2 separate regions of the Mus musculus genome follow, and region 2 is linked to region 1. A link is a contact called in ENCODE Hi-C or POLR2A ChIA-PET data. All regions are on one chromosome and are shown on one strand. Each heading gives the region's core, a stretch centred on a gene start or an enhancer-like site at or near the end of the contact. The rest is flanking DNA. Distances are from core to core; before and after follow the strand shown.

Region 1 (2,932 bases), core at 166-2,665:
ATGGCAGCTCACTGTGGTCTGTGACTAGTTCCAGGGACCCTACACTCTCTTTTGAATACAAAAGTGCTGAGCATGGGTGTGGTGCACAAACATTCATGCAGGTGAAACTCTCAGACATATAAAAGAATTAATTAAAAATAAAAAAGTCAAGTGCTGTTGCACAGGAGACCAGAGTGACTTCCCCTTGGCCCTGGTTTAAGAGTTTACCTGAAGCCGGGCATGGTGGCGCATGTCTTTAATCCCAGCACTCCAGAGGCAGAGGCAGGTGGATTTCTGAGTTTGAGGCCAGGCTGGTCTACAAAGTGAGTTCCAGGACAGCCAGGGCTACACAGAGAAACCCTGTCTCGAAAAAACAAAACAAAAAACCAAACAAACAAAAAAAGAGTTTACCTGAGGGCTGGAGAGATTGCTCAGCAGTTAAGAGCACTGACTGCTCTTCCAGAGGTCCTGAGTTCAATTCCCAGCAACCACATGGTGGATCACGACCATCTGTAATGTCATCTAATGCCGTCTTCTAGAGTGTCTGAAGACAGCTACAGTGTACTTACATATAATAAATAAATAAATCTTTAAAAAAAAAAGGTGGGGTTTACCTGAAATCACATGTGTATGGCTGAACATTACGGTACCCTTTGCCCAGATGAGAAAATTGAGTAGAGGCGGTATGCTTAATTTGCAAGGGTCTCTTGACTCTTGAATTAGAAAACCACCTTTATGCCTGCAAAGTATCCCTGTCCCCTAAGAACCAGTTTTGTGTGGAGGGTAGAGTATGGATTGTGCTGTCCTGGACATGCCCCACCAGGCTTTTGAAGGGGAGGAGTGGCTGTACTTCCTGCTGGGCACACAGGGCAATCACTTTTTGATAAAGTCCCCTGCTGTCTTTCATTATCTGTCTCACACAGCTCTGGTTTTCTCTCCTCCATTCCCTAGACTTACTATTTTTTCCTTCCTCTTCCCTCCTTGTGGGGAGCAGTTGGCATTTAATTGTGGTACTTCAGCCGTCAGCAGTTGTCACATTAGTAACTGGGTGAGCCCAACTGGAGGTGGGGGGCTGTTCTGCCCTTTTGAAGATCGGCCCCCACACCACTGTACTTAGGTACCCACGCTGGAGCAGAGGCAACTGGCTGCTTCCTGAGCTCAGACGTTTGATGATGTGCGTAGGGCTCCCATAGTTTAGAAGATTTAAATTCAGGACAAAGCCTGTGCACCTGACAGGCTAAAACAGAGGCAGACGCGGTTTTTGTTCCTGTTCCGTTGGTCTTCCCACCCAGCAACTTACTTACTCGGCTTGTAAAACGAAAAGTGTTCAATACTTATATCTATAGCATCTTGGTCAAACCAACATGCTTAAAAATATCTCCAGGAGTGCTTCCTGACTCCCGTGTGTTCTGAGTAACGTTGGCAGTGAGTGAGTTGGAGCTTTGCCTTCTTGGCAAGGGTTGATTTCTCCACTAAGGGGTGAAATCTGCTTCTGAGAGTTTGGAGGTGGGAAAAATGACTCATAAATAACATATCCAGCAGTATATAAATAGATCGGTAGTATATCTTTGATAGCTGATTTTTATAAGAGATGGTGTACACATTTAAGCCCAGCAGTTAGTAGGTAGAAGCATGCAGATCTGAGTTCAAGGCCAGACAGAGCTACATAATAGTACCTTGTCTTGTGGTGGCGGCACATGCGTTGATCCCATCACTTGGGAGGCAGAGGGCATGGCGCTCTCTTTGAGTCCAAGGCCAGCTTGGTGTACAGAGTGAGTTCTAGGACAGCCAGGCAGGGCTACACAGGAAAAACCCAGTCCAGAAAAACCAAATTAAATGAATAAATGGACAGGAAAGAGAGCTCAGGAGAAGACCTGGGTTGGATCCCAGCACCACCCACATGGCAGCTCACAGCCACCTGCAGTTCTAGTTGCAAGGGAGCCGATAGACTTCTTGTAATTTTTGTGGGTCCCAGGCATCCTTGCAGTGGACATACATACATCCATGCAAACAAAACACTCATACACAGAAGTAAATATAAAAAACAAACTTATAGGTGCTCTCCTTATTGTCTGTGAAAATAAGATGAAAAATACCATACAATAAGCTAGAAGAGAGTGTTGGTCGCTGCATTGTAGTTTGTTTGCTTTATTTCCTTGCTTTGGGGTGTTTGTGGATATGTATGGCAGTTAGAAAGCTTTAGGGCTTTCTTACCTTCCTTCGTGTTGGTTCCAGAGTTTGAACTCAGGTTCTCAGGCTCGGCAGCAAGTGCCTTTCTTTACCAGTGAGTCATCTCACCAGTCCGGAACTCGGATCATCTTTTTAGGTAGATTGCTTGGTTTATGGCAGACTTGGATTAGTTTATTCTTGGTTCTGAGCCCCAGAATGGTTTCCTCTGTAACAGCATCCAAGATGCTTAGCACAAGTCCTTCATTGTAAACAGACAATTCATGCATAAATTCACAAAGCATAGTCCATGTTCTGTGAGCCTAGACCTGCATGGGAAGCAGTTCTCCCTGATAACCAGGCAGCTGGTAAGGAACTGGCAGGACTCACGGGGATGTTTAGTAGAGTGTTGGAACTAGATGAACATCTTACAACTGTAATCCTACGTTCTGGAGCCTGAGGCAAGAGGCTTGTTCTGAATTCAAAGCCAGTCTGGACTACAGAGTGACTGTCTCAAAAAAGCAAAAAAAAAAAAAAAAAAAAAAAAAAAAGAAGGAAAGAGAAAAGAAAACCCAACAAAGTCAAGTTCTCTGGCCAGCTTGTTCACCTCATTGCTCCCTCTTTGAACGGCACAGCCATTCTTTGATCCTGGCCCTTAGCAGCTTAGTCTGTTTTCTCCTTTTTTTTTTTTTTAATGTTTATTTTTATGTGTGTAGGCGTTTGCCTGCATATATACATGCCATGCCTTGTGCCCAAGGAAACCAGAAGAGGCTGTGGGTCCTGAGAC
Region 2 (2,932 bases), core at 271-2,770, 35 kb before region 1:
CTCTGTAGACCAGGCTGGCCTTGAACTCAGAAATTCAGAAATCCACCTGCCTTGCCTCCCAAGTGCTGGGATTACAGGCATGCACCACCTCTGCCGGGCAGCTCTCCCTTTTGTAACTGGTCATTCTAATATGTAGGTCCCTGGTACTTAGGGCCAGCGTTCTTCTCTTTGAAACTAAGTAGCTCTATCTAAATCGCAAACTGCTGGAGTCATTGGCTTCATCTTTTGCTCTGAAAGGCATTTTCAATTGCAAATGATGTTCAGTAAACACTTGTCGAAAGAACAATTCACTTGCCTTATTTTAGTGGACTCATTATTGTAGCAGAGGCTTGGGTATTCTTAACTGTATTTTGTTGGCTTCTAGAGAACACATTGACATTGGCTGTGTTCTTGCTCTCCTATAATTGAAAAGAGCTTTTGGAACTGAGAGGTACTTCTCCAAGCTTCATCTACTACTCCCCCAAAACCGGCAGCCCCGCACAGGAACCTATCTATGCACTTTGCATCGCACAGAACACGACTTTCTCACGCCTCCATCCATCTCTCTGTTCTGTGCCATTCCGTTTGTTGGCTAAGCGCTTACCCTGGCTCCTGTGCTGTGGAACTCCTACTCGCCCTCCAGTACTCAGTTCCACATCACCTTCTTTGTTAAGTCTTTTATACAGTGGGCTGAGGAACAGAGCCAGCCTTTCTCTATCTTTTTGGCTTCCTCAGCATTCCCCCAAAGAGCTATGTGTAAGTGTTATAGCTGTGTGTGTATGTGTGTGTGTGTGTGTGTGTGTGTGTGTGTGTGTGTGCGCGCGCGCGCGCGCGCGCATGAGGGTGTGTGCAGGTGAATGCTAGTGCTATCAGAGGCCAGCGGCACTAAGTCTCCTGGAACTGGGGTTACAGACAGTTGTGAGCCATCTGGTGTGGGTGCAGGTCCTCTGGAAGAGCAGCAAGCAGTTTTTGACCTGAGAGGTCTCTCCAGCCAAGACATTACTTGTTTACTCTTCTGCTGCTTCTCTCGATTTAACCTCTTGAAGGCCAGGATCTCTGCTCGTTGTTTCATCTTCTTTACCCAGCACAGTGCTTACTTACACTGGGTATGTGGTTCACTGCGTGAACAGACTAATCAAACAATTCATCGAATACTGCAGGTTGCACGAACCAGATCCCCAAACGTTTCTAGAACTGGTCCTCTATTTGGGTTGAGCCATCCTGAGATCTCTCCCCGCTCCTCGGTGCCTCTTTGCTTTGTTTTGGTAGAAAGGACGTGATTAGAGTGTGGAAAGCGCCGTTCCTCTAGAGCAGAGCTGTAATTCACTTGCTCCGGCACGTAGAGGGTTACAACGGCCCAGGGGCGGAGCCGAGTCCGTGCCACCTGCTGCGGGCCGAGCTGACGCATGCGCGAAGCCCCCCTCTAGGCTACCTGCCGGGCGGAGCGGAGGAGGAGCGCTTGCGCTCTGGGCCTTTTCCGCCGGGGGAAGTCTCGCGGGGGCGGGGCGCGGCGGGGCGGGGCCGCGTGGGGAAGTTCTCGCGGGACCCTGGCGAGGAGCGGAAGCTAGGTTGCTCTGTTGCTTCTGCGATCGGGCGGCGGCGGCGGCGAGAGCGAGCGGGGCTGCGGCCGGGACGGCGGTCGGGGCAGCGGGCGCCGCAGTCAGGGAGCAGCAGCGAGGTTGGCGGCTGCGGGCGGCAGCGCAGGGCGGGCCGGGCCGGGTGACGGAGTGGACGGCGCGTCACGGTGAGTGCAGGGGAGCGGGCGGGAAGTGAGCGGGAGCTCCGTGGTCCCCGCGCCGCGCGGCGGCGAGCGGCTCGGGCCCGGGCTGCTCGGGGCTGCCGGGGAGGGCCGCTCGCGGGCCGGGGAAGGCTGGGACCCGAGCGCAGCGGCTGCGCAGCCGTCTCCTCGTTTCCCCTTTTGGGGCGCTTCCTTCCTGGTGCCGGTCTTCCTCCCGCTGGGGGCAGAGACCCGGCCCGCCGGGGAGGTCTGGTGTGGCGGCCGTCCGGCTGGACGCTGGGGAGCCCGGAGCAGCCGAGAGGCGCAGGCTGCTGCTCTGAGTCAGGCTGACTGAGCCCGGGAGGCGGGGGATTCGGTGCCCGCAGCTAACGTGGTGATTGATGCTCCTTTGACCTGCAAGGCCACCACGTCACCGCCTCTTGGCATCTTGCGGTGGAATTGTGTGCGGGAATCCACCGTGACTTAGAATGATTGTTACCCGGACCCGCCGACGGGTCTTTGTGAGAGTTGGGCGCTTCTCTTTTTAGAAGGACTTGAGGGGGAAAAAATACTTGTTGGGGGGTGGGGGGGAAGCAGCAGCAGCAGCGGATAGGAATGCTGGAAGGAAGGAATTTTGGGGAGAGAGCCCCGTTGGTTCCTGCAACACTCTTAGGTCGTGTGGGTTGGTAAGAAAGGGATTTTAGGCTGTGTTCAAAAGCTATAGCAGTGCAGTTTGCCGGGTAGCCGAAGCGCGTTCAACGTCATCTTTCGGTGCTGTTGACACTCAGAAAGAGGCTAGAGAAACTGGGTTTTGTTGTTGTTGTTTTTTTGTTTTGTTTTTTGTTTTTGACTTCTTCACCTCTCTTTCACTTTTCCGTTTTTGCCTTCTGTCTCCATTCTACGCTACTAGGGACACGAAAAGCATCTGTAGCGCCAGTCATTGGTCCCTCCGCCCCCTTTAAAAAAAAATCTACTTCCCCTTCTTGCTGTTCCTCCGTTATAATTTTCAAGTTTCTGCTGGTTTGGGCACTGTTCATTTTCTCCGTCGTTCTAAGATCCCCTTTTCTTTTGGAGGGAGATACCTTCCCTGTTTGCATTCCTTTTTTAACGTCCACTGTATTCATCAGGCAGCCAGGAGGGCTACTTGGGAGCCAGGGGGGCGGGGGCGGGTGGTGGTGTTGGTGGTAGGGGGCTGTTTAAGTTCTCCCCCTGGGAACTAGGAAACTCAAAGGACTG

What was found. A loop is a pair of places that touch in the nucleus more often than their neighbours do. ChIA-PET counts read pairs that join two places held with the same protein, here RNA polymerase II (POLR2A).
Region 2: a loop to region 1 is called in a map of left cerebral cortex, with 5 times the contacts of the local background. The contact joins the promoter of Grb2 here to the enhancer-like site in region 1. A Hi-C loop is called at or near these places in 3 of 37 maps with a recorded cell type or tissue (heart and left cerebral cortex). POLR2A ChIA-PET finds 5 or more read pairs at or near these places in 3 of 5 experiments (Patski and embryonic stem cell).

The regions. Positions count from the first base shown.
Region 1 is chr11:115,672,575-115,675,506 of GRCm38, reverse strand. The region is part of intron 2 of Grb2 (growth factor receptor bound protein 2); the gene reads left to right. Among named protein-coding and RNA genes, the nearest start is that of Grb2, 35 kb to the left of the region's middle. Within about 2 kb of position 1,415, at least 2 of the 3 ENCODE cell types and tissues checked have a DNase peak (open chromatin) inside an H3K27ac peak, as active enhancers do; they include left cerebral cortex, where a contact is called at or near this core.
Region 2 is chr11:115,707,185-115,710,116 of GRCm38, reverse strand. It overlaps Grb2 (growth factor receptor bound protein 2), which reads left to right and starts at 1,520. Exons shown (of 6, transcript NM_008163.4): 1 at 1,520-1,723.